Regions from separate parts of the Homo sapiens genome. Here region 1 is linked to region 2. A link is a loop called in an ENCODE intact Hi-C map of the cell type or tissue named here. Cell type or tissue: A673. All regions are shown on one strand. Each heading gives the region's core, and the rest is flanking DNA. Links, peaks and the distances in the headings are about the cores only. Region 1 has its middle 14 kb from the start of MACROH2A2. Region 2 overlaps COL13A1 (collagen type XIII alpha 1 chain).

The links. Peaks named below come from ENCODE experiments on the same cell type or tissue, not always from the same donor. Only the 100,000 strongest peaks of a DNase experiment are listed, where the experiment ranks them.
Region 1: it touches region 2 in a loop (16-fold over the local background); 1 of 110 quality-filtered maps calls a loop at or near these places.

The regions. Positions count from the first base shown.
Region 1 is chr10:70,030,304-70,047,328 of GRCh38, forward strand. No RefSeq gene overlaps it. Among named protein-coding and RNA genes, the nearest start is that of MACROH2A2, 14 kb to the right of the region's middle. In A673, for the core only: no CTCF peak of the experiment used is centred there; DNase peaks (open chromatin) are centred at 10,928 and 11,598; H3K27ac peaks cover 3,944 bases.
Region 2 is chr10:69,934,563-69,938,562 of GRCh38, forward strand. It overlaps COL13A1 (collagen type XIII alpha 1 chain), which reads left to right. Exons shown (of 41, transcript NM_001368882.1): 32 at 788-829; 33 at 2,194-2,220; 34 at 3,073-3,153. Among named protein-coding and RNA genes, the nearest start is that of LINC02636, 73 kb to the right of the region's middle. In A673, for the core only: CTCF peaks have their summits at 441 and 1,735 (motif pointing right); DNase peaks (open chromatin) are centred at 439, 1,089 and 1,719; H3K4me3 peaks cover 1,199 bases; H3K27ac peaks cover 3,790 bases.

The DNA.
Region 1 (17,025 bases), core at 8,693-12,692, 100 kb after region 2:
GAACACAGAGAAGGGGGACCCAACAGTCTCCTTGAGTTGAGAAGGCAAAGCTGGGAGTTCATGGAAGTCATGTGGCTAGGGTCCACCAAGCAAAGTACTGGTGAGGAGAGAGGTGCCCAGAGAGAGCTCCAGAGATGTGCATGCGACACCCCTTGTGTATTCATCAGCACATGTGTGTGAGGCAACTACCCAAAGCTTGGAAAAGAACCACTCAAAACAAATAAGATAAACATTTCTGGAGGTTGCATAGAACCAGAAAAAGTCCATAGTCTCATCTATCAGAGTGGACAACCTCAAAATTCATGAGGCATTGAGTAGTGAGGCAAAATCAGCCCTAGAAGAAAAGCTGCTCTGATCCCACCTAACAAAACTTAAAAACAAGCATCAAAATAATTAAACTGTTTCCATAATGAGTAGACAGAGAAATGACACAAAAAATGATAGAATTAGTAGATAAGGACATAAAACAGTTATAATTATAGTCCATATATTCAATGATGCAGAAGGAAGATTGAGCATATAGAAATATGGAAGATAGATTTTTTTATAAAGATCCAAATGAATTTCTAGAGATGAAAACTACAACAGAAGAGATTTTTAAAACACATTGGACCAAATGAACAGCATACTAGACACTGTAAAAGAGTAATGAACTTGAGGATATAGCAATTGAAATTATGCAAAATGAAACACACAGGAAAAAAAGACCGAAACAAATAAATGAAGCATCACTGAGCAGTGGGATAACTTCCAGCAGCCTAAAAATGGAGTCCCTGAAGGACAGAAAACAGGAGGAAGTAGGGCCAAAAAAAATTTTTTTTAAGAAATAATGGCTGAAAATTTTTCAAGTTTGGTTAAAATTACTGAACCCACAGAGCCAAGAAGCTCAATGAACCCAAAGCATAAGAACCTCTACCAAGGCATATCATAGTCACATTGCTTAACACTGGTGAAAAAGATAAAGTCTTATAAACAGAAGAGGAACAAAGGTAAGAATATAGCTGACTTCTTGATAATAAATATATCTTGAAAATAATACATTCCAGAATACAATGAAACAACAATTTTTAAGTACTAGAGGAGGGAAAATAAGCTGTCATCCTATAGTTTTATACCCAGCAAAAATATCTTAAAAAACAAAAGTGAAATAAAGACTTTTTCAGGCATAGAAAACTGAAAGAATTTACTAGCTGTAGACCTGCACTTCAGGAAATGTTAAAGTCCTTCTGGAACAAAGACAATTATAACAGACAGAAATCTGGTCAATACAAAGAAATGCAGAGCACCAGAAACAGTTAATATGTGGGTAAATATAAAAGTGGTTTTTAAAAAATCTCTTTAAGAGATCATTGACAGTTTAAAGAAAAAATAATAACAATGTATGATGGGGCCTATAACATATATGTAGAAGTTATAAATGATAAAACATGAACCTATGATAAAAGCCAAGGCAGTGACTACTCATGTGGGAAGCCAGGTGGTTTGAGCTGGTGATAGGGCAGATTCAGGAATTCCTGGAATGGCTGACAAGGTTCTATTTCATGTGGGTATTGGTTACAAATGTGTTCACCTTGTGATAACTCATGTTAAGCCATACATTTGTGTTGTTTTATAACACAAAATCTTTAAGAGCAATTGAAAGTGAATCATTTCATTTTTGTGAACTATATAGATGTGTAGAAGAAAATACAGAAAGGATATGAAATAATAGTAGTTATTACATGGGTATTGAGATTAAGGATGAGGACTGCTTTTCTATTTTTTCCAAAATGCCTATATAAATATTATTTACTTCTCTAATGAGGAAAAATAAGTAAAAACAAATATTCTCAATGGAAATACTTTCATTGTATATGTTTCCTTGGAAACAAAATTTATACCTTTGCACTTACTTCACTACCTTGGCTTCTTTGCTTCCATTTTTACATCAGTCCTGTCCATCCCTATCTGCATTGCTCTGTGGTATGTACTAGCAACCAGAATTAAGGAACTGGCAGGCATTTTTAAAATTTCATATACAGTCTAGGCACAGTACCTCATGCCTCTAATTCCAGCACTTTAGGGAGCCAAGGTGGGAGGATCACTTGAAGCCAGAATTTTGAGACCAGCCTGGACAACAAAGTGAGACCCTACCTCTACAAAAAATAAAATTATTGGCTGGGCGCAGTGGCTCACGTCTGTAATCCTAGCACTCTGGGAGGTGTATCACTTGAAGTCAGGAGTTCGACACCAGCCTGGCCAACATGGTAAAACCCTGTCTCCACTATAAAATAACAACAACAACAAATTAGCTGGGCGTGGTGGTGTGCGTCTGTAATCCCAGCTACTCGGGAGGCTGAGGCAGGAGAATTGCTTGAACCCAGGGGATAGAGATTGCAGTGAGCTGAGATTGCGCCACTGCACCCCAACCTGGGTGACAGAGCGAGACTCCATCTCAAAAACTAAAAATAAAAATATAAAAATATTAGCCAGATGCAGTAATGCATGCCTGTAATCTCAGCTACTCAGGAGGCTGAGGCAGGAACATCGCTTGATCCCAGGAGCTCAAGGTTGCAGTGAGCTATGATTGCACCACTGCACTCCAGCCTGGGAAACAGAGCAAGACCTTATCTCTAAAAAAAAATAAAAAAATTAAATAATTAAACTTTTATGCACAGAATCAAAATAAAAACAGCTACAATCACACTTTTAAAGAACTTCTTGTTCTAGCTGATAATAATGTTTGGCTGAGAGACGGGAGGTGAAGAACAGTTATCTCGAAGCCAGTTTGCAATCTGCTACCCTGGAGATTTCTTTGGGAGACTTTGCATGGTTCAGAGGATCTTGTGATTGTTTTGTAAGCAAGGAGGTGCTGCATTTACAAATGCTGTAGAAACAGCTCTGTGTTTTTAATATTCTAAACAGAAATATAGAGTGCCTCTAAATTTCATCTGACAGAAACCTTATGCCTATATTAGCTGTATCCAAAAATAAGAACAAGCCTAAATGAAGACTGCTACAAACCTTTAGCATCAGCAAAAGGCTGTATCTCAAGGGAGAGAATATCAGCACAAGGAAAATACCAGGTTTAACTAGAAATCAGAGGACCTGATAAAGACATATCCTACTGCACAGTTAATTGCTCAGAGAGCAAGCAGGAAAGTGAAAAATATACCACTAATGTCCATTGTTTGTGAATGGCTAGGGTTGGGTCAAGTAAGGCTAGCCATGTAGAATATCAGCCCTACTATTGTTCCCAAGAAAACACCGCACACATTCTAAAGATTAGCAAAGGGACTACAGCACAGTAAAAAGGGAGGGGTGCTGAGAATGCCTCGTTTGATCGTTGATTTTCTTTTAATTTACAAATGTGAAAAGGAGTATAGTATGGTACATGGGATGTCATGTATTGTAAGTATATATATTGCAGGGTCTGTTTCATGGTAACAGAATTCAAAAATTAGGATTTTATCTAACCTTTGAGCAATATAAGAAAATTTTAGGCCTGGTGCAGTGGCTCACACCTGTAATCCCAGCACTTTGGGAGGCTGAGGCAGGAGGATCTCTTGAAGCCAGGAGTTTGAGACTAGCCTGGGCAACAAAGCAAGACCCCATCTCTACAAATAAAGAAAGAAATGATAAATTAAAAAAATAAAATTGAAACTAGTTCCACAAGAGGCATTGGGGGCTATTAATTTAATTGAATCATTCACAGATATAACCATTTTAAGGGTATATCGGTGTGAGCTAAAGGTTATCTGGACACTCATTCTGTTTGGAAAATAGAAACATGTACACGTGAGAGTTACTCTAAGGGTTTATTCTAAAAAGAAAAAATCTGATGGGTGAACATTTGCTTCCTTGGGTTATGTGCCATAATGTCCCCAACATAATTTTCCTGAAAAATGACTATATGGGTTACCAAAACAAACATATACATCACTGCAACACTTTGTAGTAACATATGCAGTGCTTTAAGCCAACTCAAAGATGTATAACGTAGAACTGGAATCATTTCCTAGACAGAGGACCAATAGCAATAACCCTTAATAGCCCAGGGTCTCCAGGGGCACATTTAAAGCAGGATTCCTAGAGGCTGCATTTCGGCAGCCACTGTGGAATGAAATAAACACTTTGGAGCAGAGCAGGAAGTCCCGCTGTTCAGCACTAGCTGGTTTCAAGCCAACGGTTCCTAATCTCAATGAGCAGCAGCTGTCATAGCCATTCTGCAGGGATGTCTTTTTGAAAGTTCTTAAAGATCTTAATTGTGACCTTCCCCTCTGGCTCTAAGTAAGGTTCTTCTTGCTCACCTGTCATATAATTGGGAGCACTCAATTTCATGATCAGCAACACAAAATGAAGTGGAGAATACTCTTATCAAATAAGCTGGAAGCAAGGGACAATCAGAGAGACAGGCAGCATGATGTACTAGAAAGAGAAGTGGGCCTCCTGACAAAACCTGACACAAGGGACAGGCTGCTGCGACCTTGTACAGATAACTCATCGGTAAATCTACTTAACATGCCTGTTTGAAGAATATTGTCTTAGTCCTTTTGAGCGGCTATAACAAAATGCACTCGTCCCTTGATATCCGTGGGGGACTGGTTCCAGAACCTCCTGTGGATACCAAAACTCGATGATGCTCAAGTCCCTGTTAAAAAATGGTGTAGTATTTGCATATAACCTAGGTACATCCTTCCATATAATTAAAATCACCTGTAGATTACCTATAAAACTTAATACAATTTAAATGCTAGGTAAATGATCATCATACTGTGTTGTTTAATGAATAATGACAAGAAAAATTCTGTACATTTTTAGTACAGATGCAATAATTTTTCCAAATATTTTTGATCCCTGGTTACTTGAATCCACAGATGCAGAATCCACAGATATGAGGGGATGACTGTACCTTAGACTAGGTAATTTATAAACAATAGAAATTTATTGTTCACAGTTCTGGAGGCTGGGACGCCTAAGATCAAGGTGCCAGCAACTTCAGCATCTGGTGAGGGCTTGCTCATCAGAGATGGCACCTTCTTGCTGCATTCTCACATGGCAGAAGAGAAGACAAGCTTCCTCCAGCCTCTCAAAAGGACACTAATCCCATTCATGAGGTCTCCGTCCTCATGATCTAATCACCTCCTAAAGACCCCACCTCTTTTAGTACTATTGCATTGGAGGTGAGGTTTCAACATATGAATTCTGGGGGATACAAACATTCAGACCACAGCAAGTGTCTTTTTATGAAAATAAGCATGTGTAAATAAGGCAATCGGGCTGTGTTAACTTCTCAACATAAAGCACACTTGCAAAAATTCTTAGTTGAATCACTTTGGAGTCTATTCAAGATAATTTCTCATATTAAGGCCTCAGCCTGCCATTCCAAAGATACCTTCCTGTGAACCTGCTCTCAGGCACTGAATGAACAGCTAGGCTGGCACACCAGCCACACCCCCACCTGGCCAACTTCCAGTCTCTGCCTCTAATCCTGCCTTCTCCCATCTCCACCTACTGAAATCCCATGCAGCCTTTCCATATTCAGCTCTAATGCCATCTTCTTTATGAAATTTTCTATCAAAGGGTGGGAGACAGAAAAGGGAGAGGGATGAGAGCCAGGGAGAGATTTGCTGCCACTTGATGGCTTTAGCTTTGCAAAGGCAGCAAGAAACACAGGGGCTTGAGTCTGAAAACCAACATTGTTGAGATTTCCCAACAGTGGCACAGGCACTAGAAAAGCAGTGGAAGCTCAGCCAGTGAGGTGTTAAAACACAGGCGGGGTGACCATCTGTCCAGGCTATCACAGACAGAATTTTCACCCTGGGTGGGGGTTACAAGGGATGACCCTACATCCCTTCCATGGTTCTAAGCTGTGTCATGGCCATGGGTTCCAAACAGTAAGTTTCAAGTTAGAGGCAAATCTTGTTGAAGGTTCAGTTTATGATTCTCTAATCTTACCTGCCCATTTTCTTGATACATTTTTTATTTAGAAAGAAATACAGGCTGCAGACTAGCTACTTGGGAGGCTGAGGTGGGAGGATCGCTTGAGCCCAGGAGTTCAAGGCTGCAGTGAGCCATGATTGCACCACTATACTCCATCATGGGGCAACATAACAAGACTCTGTCTCTTAAAAAAAAAAGAGAAAGCAACATAGCAGCATAAGAGCAAAGGCTTTAAAGTCAGCCTGCACATGGATATGAATCCTTGTCTTAGACAAGTTACATAACCACTGCTGGTCTCACTTTCCTCACCTATAAAGTGGGCTTAATAACAGAACATCATAAGGGGTTGATGTAAGCAGTATATGAGCTAATACACATAAAGCAGTTAGTGTAGTATACAGCATATAGCATATAGCAAGCATGCAATAACAGTTCATTACTGTCAACATCACTACCATTATTAAAGTGCTTTGCAGGTCCTGACATATGGAAAATGTATAATAAATAACAGCTATCAAGATTTTTAAGTTTTTATTATTATTATTATTATACTTTAAGTTTTAGGGTACATGTGCACAATGTGCAGGTTAGTTATGTATGTATACATGTGCCGTGCTGGTGTGCTGCACCCATTGACTCGTCATTTAGCATTAGGTATATCTCCTAATGCTATCCCTCCCCGATCCCCCCACCCCACAACAGTCCCCAGAGTGTGATGTTCCCCTTCCTGTGTCCATGTGTTCTCATTGTTCAATTCCCGTCTATGACTGAGAACATGCGGTGTTTGGTTTTTTGTCCTTGCGATAGTTTACTGAGAATGATGATTTCCAATTTCATCCATGTCCCTACAAAGGACATGAACTCATCATTTTTTATGGCTGCATAGTATTCCGTGGTGTATATGTGCCACATTTTCTTAATCCAATCTATCATTGTTGGACATTTGGGTTAGTTCCAAGTCTTTGCTATTGTGAATAGTGCCACAATAAACATACGTGTGCATGTGTCTTTATAGCAGCATGATTTATAGTCCTTTGGGTATATACCCAGTAATGGGATGGCTGGGTAAAATGGTATTTCTAGTTCTAGATCCCTGAGGAATCACCACACTGACTACCACAATGGTTGAACTAGTTTACAGTCCCACCAACAGTGCAAAAATGTTCCTATTTTTCCACATCCTCTCCAGCACCTGTTGTTTCCTGACTTTTTAATGATTGCCATTCTAACTGGTGTGAGATGGTATCTCATTGTGGTTTTGATTTGCATTTCTCTGATGGCCAGTGATGAGCATTTTTTCGTGTGTCTTTTGGCTGCATAAATGTCTTCTTTTGAGAAGTGTCTGTTCATATCCTTTGCCCATATTTTTCTTTTTTTATAGAGATGGGGTTTCCCTATGTTGCCCAGGCTTATCTCGAGCTCCTGAGCTCAAGTGATCTGTTCACCTCAGCTTCCCAAAGTCCTGGGATTACAGGCATGAGCCACTGCCCCTAGCCCATCAATAATATTATAATACATATAAGTTTATATATTAAATGCCATTCATTTTAAGTAAAATAAATAATCATTCATTTTAAAGATTAATTTTAGACTCATTGTAAATAAATGAATTTGTAAAGCAAATATTTAAAGACATCATTACAAAAGTAGAATTTGGTATACAGCCCCCCTCTGGTTAAGGGATAATAGCGGTTAGCTATTATCATTTTGTAGATGATAAAACTCAGAGATTCTATTAATTGCCCAAGGTCACACAGTGGAGAAACTAAAACTAGAACTGAGTCTTTAGTTTCTAAGCTCCTTCTTCCTTCCATGAACCATGCAAATAAAAATAAAATAAATTGGAAGTATGGTAGCACGCCAAGAGTTCATCTATTCATCCAGCTGAGAGATATGTTTCTTCCTCCACTGTTTAACATTTTTGAGGCTTTTATTTCCTTTATGTGAAAAAGACAAGAAATCTTTATTCTACATGTAATGAAGGATCTCCTCCAGTACAACTTGGCAGATTAAACACATGTAATGGATTAGTCAGGATGCAGATTCTACTGATAATGAATGAAATAAAATGGAGTTGTACTTCTCTTCCATATTACAAGAAGCATTAGAAGGCCTAGATGGCCAGGCATGGTGGTCCACGCTTGTAATCCCAGCACTTTGGGAGGCCAAGGTGGGAGAACTGCTTGAGGCCAGGAGGTCTAGGCCAGCCTGAACAACATAGCAATAACCTATCTCTTGAAAAAAAAGGCCAAGGCTAATAGGGTACCCTACAATGTTGGAAACTCATATCCTTCCCTTTTGGTGCTCAGCCTTTCCAGGATGCCACTCTCTTCTGCATGGTTGAGGCTAGCTCACCACTATAGCCATGTTCCTTCCAGGCAACAAGACATGCCTCTTGCCTTTAAGAGCATGATTTAGGGCCAGGCGCAGTGGCTCATGCCTGTAATCACATCACTTTGGAAGGCCAAGGCAGGCAGATTGATTGAACCCAGGAGACCAAGGTTGCAGTGAGCTGAGATCTCACCACTGCACTCCAGCCTTGGTGACAGAGTGAGACTCTGTCACAAAAAAAAAAAACACCTAATACAAACAGTATTTCACTGTAGCAAGCTGAAAGGATATGCTGCCAGGAATGAAGGAAAGAAAGATGTCAGCTGTTTGGGGTAGGGGTTGAGGGTGGCTCCTCAAATTTCCAGGTCCTCACAGGAGGCATGCTCAAGGTGGTGAAGACCTTCTACTTGCCTACAGTAACATCCTGCAGGAAGCCTAAAGGGGCATTTGCAAAGTCTCTGCTGCTTCCAGTCTGGTCATCCTGAAACTTCAACATCATTAGTATACATGATTGCAAAACCACCTTGCATAAGTTGCAGAATCTAACATCTAGGTCAAGGGTACAACTTCATACCATACCACAGCTCCATCTTGCTACACTGTTACCAGTTATACTGAAAATGACAGGCATCACCCATGCATAGTTGTATGGCAGCATTGTAGCAATATTACTAGGCACAGTTACCTCCAGCATTACATGGCCTGGGAGGTTGTGAACAGGATCTGCCAAAAAGCACAAAGATAGTTAAGCCAAAGTGGGTAAAAGGCAATTATTGTTTTCAGGAAAAACAAATATTGGACAAGATAGGAAGTATAGTATACTATATGGCTCTGCTGCAATAACTATATGATCACAATCATATTAATTTAACCAAAAACTATGATATAACTATATCAAGGGGATAGGAAAAAAGGAAGTGGGAAGAAAAGAAAGAGTGTAAGAGAATTAATCCTCATTTCACAGTAATAAATCACTAGGAATAGTGTCTCAAACTGATAAGTCAAGAAACAGTGTTACATTACTTTTTCTTTTCTCTTCTTTGTTTCTTCCCTTCCTTCCTTCCTTTATTTATTTCTAGATGTATGTAGATAAATATCAGAAGAAACAGCTAAGAATTTACAGTGCTTACCTTTGGAGATGAGCAGTGGAACAAGAAAAAAGTGGAGCAGGAAAATGCTGTTTTTTGCTAAAAGCCATTTAGGATTATTTGATATTTAAAGCAAGAGGAAGAGGAGAAAACAAATGAGTATAGCATAAGTTGTGGTGAGTACTACAAAGCAAAGTTTGGCAAATGATGGCCCTAAGAACAAATTTAGCCCACAGACTATTTTTGTGCAGTACATAAGCTAAGAATGATTTTTACATTTTTAAATGTTTCAATAAAAATAAAACAAAAAGGCCAGGTGTGGTGGCTCCCACCTATAATCTGGGCACTTTGGGAGCAGAGGCAGGCAGATTTTTTGAGCTCAGGAGTTCAAGATCAGCCTGGGCAACATGGCAAAACTCTGTCTCTACAAACAATGCTAAAAAATTCGCCAGGCATGGTGGTGCAAGCCTGTGGTCCCAGCTACTCGGGAGGCAGAGATGGGAGGATCACTTGAGCCCAGGAGGTTAAATCTGCAGTGAGCCATGATCATGCCACTGAACTCCAGTCTGGGTGACAAAGCAAGACCCTGTCTCCAAAAACACTTAAAAATAAATAAAAAATAGAAAAATAAACAAAGAATATTTGATGACACATAAAAATTAGGTAATATTCACATTTTATTTTTAAAAATTTAATATAAAAAATTCATTACTGCCCAACATTAATAGATGAACATTTATGATCAGTTTTGATTACAGCAAACACTAAATTTGACTTCCAACTAAGAGAAATGTTATAACCTCTAAAACAGAACTCCATTATTCTCATTGGTAGGCCTGTACTACAAAAAAAAATTGTACTCCATTATTATTATTATTATTATTATTATATTTAGAATTTTATTAATAAAAATGGTGGAAATTTGTTTTCTCTTGTAATGTAAGTACTTACATTATTTTGCCTCTTGGCTCACAGATCTAAAATATTCACAATCTGGCCCTTTATGTAAAAAGTTCGTCCATCTCTGTTGTAAAGGGAGGAATGAAGTTTCTCAGAGCACATAACAAAGGAACTAGGGCTCGGCTGGTAAGAATGGGAGCCTGGGAAGGTCAGGCATGATGGCTCACGCCTGTAATCATAGCACTTTGGGAGGCCGAGGCGAGCAGATCACCTGATGTCAGGAGTTCGAGACCAGCCTGGCCAATATGGCAAAACCCCATCTCTACTAAAAATACAAAAATTAGCCAGGCATGGTGGTATGCACCTGTGATCCCAGCTACTTGGGAGGCTGAGGTAAGAGAATCACTTGAACCCAGGAGGAGGTTGCAGTGAGCGACACTGCACTCTAGCCTGGGCGACAGAGTGACACTCTGTCTCAAAGAAAAAAAAAAAAAAACACAGAATGGGAGCCTAGGGAAAGGCAAGAAGATGAAATGATTAGCTACCTTAAGTAGTGGAAATCCCTTTGAGAACCTGCCAAAACAAAGCATAAGATGGATCTTTTCAACAGAAATGCACATACATTCAACATTTAAGACCCTTAGTATCTTCCAAGAGCCCTAACAGATCTCAGTGGACCTTAAAGTGTCCAAGAGCCCTAGTAAGGGGAAGGAAGGAAGGAAGGAAGGAAGGAAGGAAGGAAGGAAGGAAGGAAGGAAGGAAGGAAAGAAGGAAGGAAGGAAGGAAAAAGATGGAGGCATAAACCTATGTGACAGCAAAGAATAACTGAGCTTCCTTTGTTGCGGGAAGTCAGGGACCCCAAACAGACGGACCGGCTGAAGCCATGGCAGAAGAACGTGGATTGTGAAGATTTTATGGACATTTATTAGTTCCCCAAATTAATACTTTTGTAGTTTCTTATGCCTGTCTTTACTGCAATCGCTAAACATAAATTGTAAAGATTTCATGGACACTTATCACTTCCCCAATCAATACCCTTGTGATTTCCTATGCCTGTCTTTACTTTAATCTCTTAATCCTGTCAGCTGAGGAGGATGTATATCGCCTCAGGACCCTGTAATAATTGCATTAACTGCACAAATTGTACAGCATGTGTGTTTAAACAATATGAAATCTGGGCACTTTGAAAAAAGAACAGGATAACAGCAATTGTTCAGGGAATAAGAGAGATAACCTTAAACTCTGACCACTGCTGAGCCGGGAGGAACAGAGCCATATTTTGCTTCTTTCAAAAGCAAATGGGAGAAATATTGCTGAATTCTTTTTCTCAGCATGGAACATCCCTGAGAAAGAGAATGCGCACCTGGAGGTGGGTCTCTAAACTGGCCCCCCCGCCGGGGCATGGTCGTCTCTTATGGTTGAGGCTGCAGAGGTGAAATAGACTCCAGTCTCCTATAGTGCTCCCAGGCTTATTAGGAAGAGGAAATTCCCGCCTAATAAATTTTGGTCAGACCGGTTGATCCCAAAACCCTGTCTCCTGATAAGATGTTATCAATGACAATGGTGCCCGAAACTTCATTAGCAATTTTAATTTCGCCTTCGTCCTGTGGTCCTGTGATCTCGCCCTGCCTCCACTTGCCTTGTGATATTCTATTACCCTGTTAAGTACTTGATGTCTGTCACCCACACCTATTCGCACACTCCCTCCCCTTTTGAAAATCTCTAATAAAAACTTGCTGGTTTTTGTGGCTTGTGGGGCATCACGGATCCTAACAACGTGTGACGTCTCCCTCGGATGCCCAGCTTTAAAATTTCTCTCTTTTGTACTCTGTCCCTTTATTTCTCAAGCCGGCCGACGCTTAGGAAAAATAGAAAAGAACCTACGTGATTATCGGGGCAGGTCCCCCAATATCCTTTGATGTGCGCTCTCTCCCCCTCATCTGAGTACTCTTCCCCAACCCAAATAAAACCAAAAGACCAATCCGGTGAGGTGAGCAGTGGTGTGTAGAGGCCCAGGAACAGAGATAGAAATTCCTGTATAAAAGGTAGGAACAGGGTGCAGGTAGAGAAGTTGCTGAGAGCCATACCTGCAGCAAATATGGAGAAGGCCACAGCTGAGTGGCTGCAGGAAGCCATGGGCTGCCTCCCATCCCCATTATTTCTGAAACCCATGCTCCCAGGGTGCCTTGGCCACATCAGTCTCCTATCCATGCAGCCCCCAGGGCAGTGTATGCCCTGGCCCACTACCCTCAGATCCCCCAAGGGCTGAGCTGAGGCCCAGACCCCAGATGGAAAGGTTGGCAGCCCAAACTAGAGAGCAGCACTCCAGATGCAGGTGACCCTGCCTGTGGACCCCATGTTTCAGAGGTCCCAGGTAGACATGACTTTGGATGTGATCCCAGCCAGGATCCATCACATCATTTCTGATGCTTTTTGCAGCAGGGAGCTTGAGGGTCCACAGGCTTAGTCCAACTGTCCTGAGACTTGTCCATATAATGGACATCCTGGACAGTGCCACTTCATCTCTGGCACCACTGCTGGGAGTAGCATTTTTGGGAAATAAAGCAGAATGGCATCTGGGCATCCACAAGGATGTATCAGGAAGAAAGGAAGGGTCCTCTTATCTTCAGAGCTATAAGCCTGAGACCTAAAACATATTTCAGTACCAGCTGTGTCCCTGGGTTGCCCCTCATATGAGCTTCGACTTATGCCATGGGTGGGAGGAATTGGCAGGATTTCTAGATCTGGACATGGAGATTTTTCACTTTGCAGGCCCGGCAGGAGATCCCACAACCATACCTTCACCAAAGTCTCACTCTGAGCCTCTGCATCCACTCTTCTGCCTGAGACCTCACAGACAAGAAGTAAATATGCTGTCTTAAAAATCTGTCTCTTGAGGGATTCAAATCTTAAGACTCCCCCAAAATCCCCCAGAGAAGAAAAATAAGACCTCTGTCCACAGGGAGAAACATGGGAGAAAAATATGCACTTAGAAGAACATAGAAGAAACTGTGAACTTTGGTCACCTTAAAAAGGACAACTGGTTGCCTGGGAGACTGATATAGTTTGGATATTTGTCCCTGCCCAAATCTCATGTTGAACTCTAATCCCCAGTGCTAGAGGTGGGACCTGGCGAGAGGTGTTTGGGCCATTGGGGCAGGTCTTTCGTGGCCTGGTGTTGTCTTCAAGACAGTGAGTGAGTTCTCACGAGATCAGGTCGTTTACAAGTGTGTGGCACCTCCCCACCCTCTCTTGTTCCTGCTTTTGCCATGTGATGCATAAGCTCCCGCTTCACCTTCTACCAGGAGTGAAAGCTCCCTGAGGCCTCCCCAGAAGCAAAGAGATGTGGGCTCCATGCTTGCACAGCCTGCAGAACCGTGAGCCAGTTAAATCTTTTTTTTTTTTTTTTTTTTTTTTTTTAGTTTTTAAATTTTACTTTAAGTTCTGGGATACATGTGCAGAACGTGCAGGTTTGTTACATAGGTATACATGTGCCATGGTGGTTTGCTGCACCTGTCAACCCGTCATCTAGGTTTTAAGCCCAACGTGCATTAGGTATGTGTCCTAATGCTCTCCCTCCCCTCGCCCCCCATCCCCCAACGGGCCCTAGTGTGTGATGTTCCCTTCCCTGTGTTATCATTGTTCAACTCCCACTTATGAGTGAGAACATGTGGTGTTTGGTTTTCTGTTCCTGTGTTAGTTTGCCGAGAATGATGGCTTCCAGCTTCATCCATGTCACTGCAAAGGACATGAACTCATTTTTTTGATGGCTGCATAGTATTCCACGGTGTATATGTGTCACATTTTCTTTATCCAGTCTCTCATTGATGGATATTTGGGTTGGTTCCAAGTCGTTGCTATTGTAAATAGTGCAATCTCTTTTCTTTATAAATTACCCAGCCTCAGGTATTTCTTAATAGCAATGCAAGAATGACCTAATACAGAGACATAAGAGAAAGGGTCCCTTGGACTGTCTACCTTTGTACCATGTTCAAGTATTACTTATGTTTTTAAATATTTGAAAAGCAAAAATAAATAAAAAGCAAATAAAGTAAGACATCTGAGGAAGAAACCTGGTTTAGCTGATCTTAAGAATGGTTCAGAAAACTTAAGAAAGATGTTAACTTAAGAAAGATGTTTGGAGATAACTACCGACTCTTGTTAACCACTTTTCATGGACAATTTCAAGGGGATTTGTCTACCCATCACCAAGCCCTGAATTATCAGGTAGACCGCAAGTTTCCAGAGGGAAGAAGGCATGGGTTTTTGTACCTCTCCTGTGACCTAGCCAAGCCTCTGGAAGAGAATATGTACTTGAGAAATATTAGGTCCCGTTCAAAAATAAATATTCCAAAGTAAGTAAATATTTAATACAGTAAACTGATCTTTGACAAAGGTGCCAAGAATACACAATGGGGGAAGGACAGCCTCTTCAACAAATGGCATAGGAAAAACTGGATATCCACATGCAAAAGAATGAAATTGAGCTTCCGTCTTACACTACTCACAAAAAATAACTTGAAATAGATTAAAGACTTCTATGTAAGACCTGAAACTGTAAACATGTAGAATAAAACCTAGGAGAAAGCTCCTTGACATTGGTCTAGGAAATGATTTTTTTGGATATGACCTCAAAAGCAGAGGCAACAACAATAACAAAAATAAACAAATGGGATGGCATCAAACTAAAAATCTTCACAACAAAGGAACAATCAACAAAATGAAAAGGTAACTTATGAAATGGGGAAAATATTTGCAAACCATATGTCCCATTAGGATTTAATATCCAAAATACATCAGGAACTCCTCATACAACTCAATAGCAAAATAAATAAATAAATAAATAAAAATTAAAATTAAAAAAGCCCTCATTTAAAAAGGGGCAAATGACCTGAATAGACATTGTTCCAAAGGCAGATAAATGGCCAACAGGTACATGAAAGGTGCTTAGCATCATGAGTCTTCAAGGAAATGCAGATTGAAACCACAAGGAGATATCACCTCACCTCCATTAGGTTAAGCTGTTATCAAAAAGACAAGATTAAAAGCATTGACAAGGATGTGGAGAAAAGGGACCATTGTAAGCTACTGGTGAAAATGAAATTTGATAGGGCCAGTATGGAAAACAGTATGCAGGTTCCTCAAAATTTTGAAAATAGAACTATCTTATGATCCAGCAACCCATCCTCTGGGTATATATCCTAAGGAAATAAAAACAGTAGCTTCAGATATATCTGCACTCCTATGGTCATTGCACCATTATTCACTATAGCCAGGACATGGAAACAACTTAAATGTCCATTGATGAATTAATGGATAAAGAAACTCTGTGTGTGTGTGTGTGTGTGTGTGTGTGTGTGTGTGTATGTGTGTGTGTGTATGTATATATTAGGTTGGTGCAAAAGTCATTGCAGTTTTTGCCATTATATACAGTCATTAAAAAGAAGGAAATCGTGCCATTGGTGACAACATGGATGGACCTTGAGAGCATCATGCTAATAAGTGAAACAAGTCAGACAAGGAAGGAGAAATGTATAAGCTCACTTATATGTGGAATCTAAAGAAGTCAAACTTGGCCAGGTGCGGTGACTCACATCTGTAATCCCAGCACTTTGGGAGGCTGAGGCGGGAGTATCACTTGAGGTCAGGTGTTCGAAACTAGCCTGGCCAGCATGGTGAAACCCCATCTCTACTAAAAATACAAAAAAAAATTAGCTGGGCGTGGTGGTGCATGCCTATAGTCCCAGCTACCTGGGAGGCTGAGGCAGGAGAATGGCTTGAATCTGAGAGGCAGAGGTTGAAGTGAGCCGAGATCGCACCACTGCACTCCAGCCTGGGCAACAGAGAAAGACTCTAACTCAAAAAAAAAAAAAAAAAAAAGCCAAACTCAAAGAAACAGAGTAGAATGGTGGTTGCCAGGGGCTGGGAACTGAGGGAAATGAAAAGATGTTGGCCAAAGAGTGCAAACTTTCAGTTATAAGGAACACATTCTGGGGATCTAATGTACAACATGGTGACTAGAGTTAATAATACTGTATTGTTTACCTGAAGGTTGCTAAGAGAGTAGGTCTTAAATGTCCTCAGTGCACACACACAAAGGTAACTATGTAAGGTGACTGATGTGTTAATGATTGTGACAATAATTTCACAATATATATGCATATGAAAGCATCACATTGTATCCCTTAAATACATACAATTGTCCCTCAGTATCCACAGAGGATTGGTTCTAGAAACTTCTGCAGATACCAAATCCAAGGATGCTCAAGTCCCTTATATAAAATGGTCCATATTTGCATGTAACCTATGCCCATTATCTCTAGATTACTTATAATACCTAACACAATGCAAATCCTATGTAAATAGTTGTAATACTGTATTTAGGGAATAATGATAAGGAAAAAAGTCCCTACAAGTTCAGCACAGATGCAACTATTACAGGCCTAACTACATTTTCAAACCATGGTTGGTTGAATCCATGGATGCAAAACCCATAGAAATAAAGGGTCAACTGCAGCCATCCCATTACTAGGCATATACCCAAAGGGTTATAAATCATGCAGCTATAAAGACACATGCACACGTATGTTTATTGCGGCACTATTCACAATAGCAAAGACTTGGAACCAACCCAAATGTCCATCAATGATAGACTAGATTAAGAAAATGTGGCACATATACACCATGGAATACTATGCAGCCATAAAAAAGGATGAGTTCATGTCCTTCATAGGGACATGGATGAAGCTAGAAACCATCATTCTGAGCAAACTATCACAAGGAC
Region 2 (4,000 bases), core at 1-4,000:
GAGGCGGGGTGAGCAGCTCAGAAGGACCCAGCAGTGGCTGCCTGTGGATGAAAGGATGTGTGTGTTCATCAGAGACAGAAGCTGCAATGGGCACCACCCTCTGTAGAGGAGGCAGCCCTGAGCTCCTCCATCTTCACTGTCCAGTCAGAATCTCCTCTAGCACAATCTGCATCTGCTCTCAAGGGAAACAGAGACCAGCAGTCCCCATCCTGTCTGTAACAAACCTTGGGGACTTGAGGAGCAATCTCCAGGAACAGCTCAGTCTCCCCACATTCCAGATAACCAATCTCTGCTTCTCTAAGCCAAGGGTCTCAAACTCAAATGTCTACAAGGGTCAGGCCTGCAAAAAGTGACTGCAAGAGCGCTGGATCAAAGACAATAAGGAGTGGTGAGGACTGGGGTAAACTGAAGGTGTCATGCCCCACCTAGAGGGGAAAGCTCTAATTCCACTCCAGGCTGTTGTTGCCATGCATGAACAAGAACCTAGTGCTGCTAGATCTTCTGGTGTTTTTTTTGTTTTTTTTTTTCCAAGAAAAATCTGGAAGAATAGATCTTTAGGGACAGTTCCTGGAAATTTGCTTTTTCAACATTGAGCAGTCCACCGGGTTGCTATGAGTTTTTGACCTGTTCTGAGCCTTTTTTGGGGGATACTGTGCTGGGCAGTCACTGGCTGACCTCCAGTGGGCAGCCATGTCCTCCTCTGGCCTTGCAGTCTCCAGCTGGGCTCTAGGCCCTATCAGGAGGGAGGGCCACTTCAAATGTAACAGGGCTCCCCTTTGGCTTTTAGGTTCCTGGGCTGCCAGGGCCAGAGGGGCCTCCCGGACCTCCGGTAAGTTTGGAGGGCTTGTCAGTGGCCAGTCCACTAATGTCCCCTCTCCACAGCAGTCACTGGGCTCAACCTCAGCCTTAGTCACTATCACCTCTTCCTCCCAGGGAGGGATTTTCTGGTCTACAAACCCCTCCCCGCTCCTTTTCCCTCCCATGTTAAACAGCACCATACTGGGGACACCAAGGAGCCCAGGCATTGCCTGGTTTCCTGGAAATAGCTGACTGGTAGGGCAGCCCCAGGGTCCCTTGTCTCTAAGCTCTGCCCAACATTTACCTCACCCTTTGCCATCAAACATCTGCTTCTCCCATTCCTCATTTGAAAGTGACTCACCGGTCTGGCACAGTGGCTCACGCCCGTGATACCAATCTGGCACTCTGGGAGGCTGAGGCAGGTGGATCGCTTGAGTCCGGAAGTTTGAGACCAGCCTGGGCAACATAATGAAACCCTGTCTCTTCTAAAAATACAAAAAATTAGCTGGGCGTGGTGGCACACATCTGTAATCCCAGCTACTCAAGAGGCTAAGGTGGGAGAATCACCTGGGCCCCAGAGATCGAGGCTGCAGTGAGCCAAGATGGCACCACTGCACTCCAACCTGGGCAACCAGAGTGAGACCCTGTCTCAAAAAAAAAGAAAAAGAGAGAAAGAGAGGGAGGAGGGAGGGAGGGAGGGAGTGAGGGAAGGGAGGGAGGGAGGGAGGGAAGGAGGGAAGGGAGGAAGGAAGGAAGGAAGGAAGGAAAGAAGGAAGGAAGGAAGGAAGGAAGGAAGGAAGGAAGGAAGGAAGGAAGGAAAGGAAAGGAAGGAAGGAAGGGCGAGCCCCAGCCCCACTGGATTGGCTTTCCTTGGCTACAGAAATGTAACCATGGGGCCCCTGTGCATCACCCCTAGAGGGCCCCCAAGCACCCTGAAGCAACAGATGCTGGCCCATGCCTCTGTGTGGTTCATGGTCCCCAAGGCACTGTGTGTCCTCTGTTGTGGATGGTAGAAGTAGCAGTAGGAATAATGATAGGAGCCAGCGTTTATTGAAACTTATTGGATGCTAGACACTGTTCCAAGCACTTTGCCTGTATTAATTTAATGTTTGCTGTGTTACCTCCGTGTCTTTCTTTCATGAGACTCTGGGTCAACCATGAGGACCACAGAGAGATTTTCTGTGAGCCCTGGCTGGAAAAGACTGGCTCAGACTATTCCCTAGGAAGCCCCAAGCATGACCCCCACTTAGCATTTCTTTCTACCTCTCATGGGCAGGGACCCCAAACCATACTCTGCACCCAAAACCCTTGTTCTTCTGTGATCCATTTGTGGACTAGGCAGTTGTGTTAACTAGAGATGCAGTTCTAATGCACCTTGCTTTATTCCAAATGCAGGGGCTCCAAGGTGTTCCTGGACCAAAGGTAAGGAGAAGTCACATGACAGGCGCTGTGTCAGTGCTAGTAGAAAAGAGGGAAAGTGCACCTGAGACCAGCTGACCCTTTTTCCTAGAAGGCATTAGGTGACACTCCAGCCAAGGGGGTCCAGTCAGGGCAGGAGGAAGTCCTAGATTCCCTTTAGCATCCATCATTGACACCTGGTGTGCTTTGGCTTCAGAAGCTTCCCATCTGTCACCCCACAAAGGGACAGGTTAGATTCTTAGCCAATGGTTAAAATCCTTTTCCCATCAAACCTGCCCTGGCCCCTTCACTCATGCCGAGTAGAGGTGGGAGAGAGACAGCAACATAGGGTGGGACCCCTCCCTGGGTCAAGCTTGGGGGGACTCTGCACTGGGCTCTCCCGGCCTCCCCTGAACCATTTCAAATGGATGAGGGGGCTGGGGGCTGTTGATGTGACAATGGCCCTTTCCTCATGCCCTGGTATTCAAGAGACTTCGGGGCAGTTTGTTCTCCCGACTAGGCTGTGAGCCTCAGGGCTCTGGAGGTAGCATCTCAGGCATCTGAGCAAATCTCTGTAAGGTTCCCATTCTCCTGCCATGCAGTTGGGCACCTGTGCCAAGGCCTGACCTGTGGGTTTGTCCCCAGGCCACCTAGTCCTTTTCTCTGTGGGGCTCTCAAAGCTCCCACAGGATACAGGGGCTACTAACTGAGGCGAGAGTAGGCTAAGAATTCAGGGATTCTTGGTATCCTCAGCCTGCCACCCTGACCCCTCCTTCCTCTACAAATGCCACCCCAGCCTCCAGGACCCCAGAATGCAAGAATGAATTGTCTGGGACATGTCCTTGTGTGATCTCGTCCCCTCTCCCTTTCCTCCAGGGGGAAGCAGGACTAGATGGAGCAAAAGGAGAGAAAGGCTTCCAGGGAGAAAAAGGAGACCGTGGTCCCCTGGGACTACCCGTAAGTACCTTGGACCCAGCAAGACTGGTGGGTTTGATGGGCCAGGGGTGTGGGCTGGGACTGGGGGACAGCCAGCGGAAAGCTAAGGTTCTAGAGTCTGAGCATCCAGAGTTCCATGTGGTTTGTCTTTCCCACCTGGGCAAGACCACAGGCTCTGATTCTCTTCCTCCTCTGGGCCCAGGCCCCACCTTGGTGCTGGGGAAAGGCAATGCTGAAGAAGACAGGCTCCCCCACCCCAAGGGGCACTGAGCTGGGAGGGCAGCTTCAGGCCCTGCTTGAGCCTGGTTCAGAAGCAATCAAAGCCTGCTGCCTTTACGGGGCCAAGCTTGGAGGGTTTGGAAGTAGTGGGACAAGAAGATAGTCTCCATTACAGTCCATTTTCCCAGAGGGACCCCAAGAGAACTCTTGCTCCCCCCTCTTAAGCACTGGTCATTGCAGAAAGGCACAGACAAAGTCAGACTTTGTGGTCCCAGCAGGCCAAGGCCGTTCATCTCCTGGGTTCGTGGAGATCTCTGATCTCAGCCTGCCCAGAGCCAGAAGCCCCAGGTCAGAGGTGGGGAGCTGCTCAGAAGGTGTTCACATGTCATGATATGGGGCTGGGCTGGATAGGGCTGATGGCCTCTTCACTGCCTCACCTGTGTACAGGTGAGCGCATCCCACCACCCTCCCTGGAGCCCGGGCTCCATGCCCCCTAACCCTCCACTGAGGTTGGCATTCTTCCAAGAGCTGGAAGGGATGTTAGCGATCCATCCCATCATTTCACTGATGGTCCCAGAGAAGAAAGTGGGTCACTGGAGGTCACATACAAAGTTGGTGGCCAAGCCAGAGGCTGATCTGAGGCCATGGC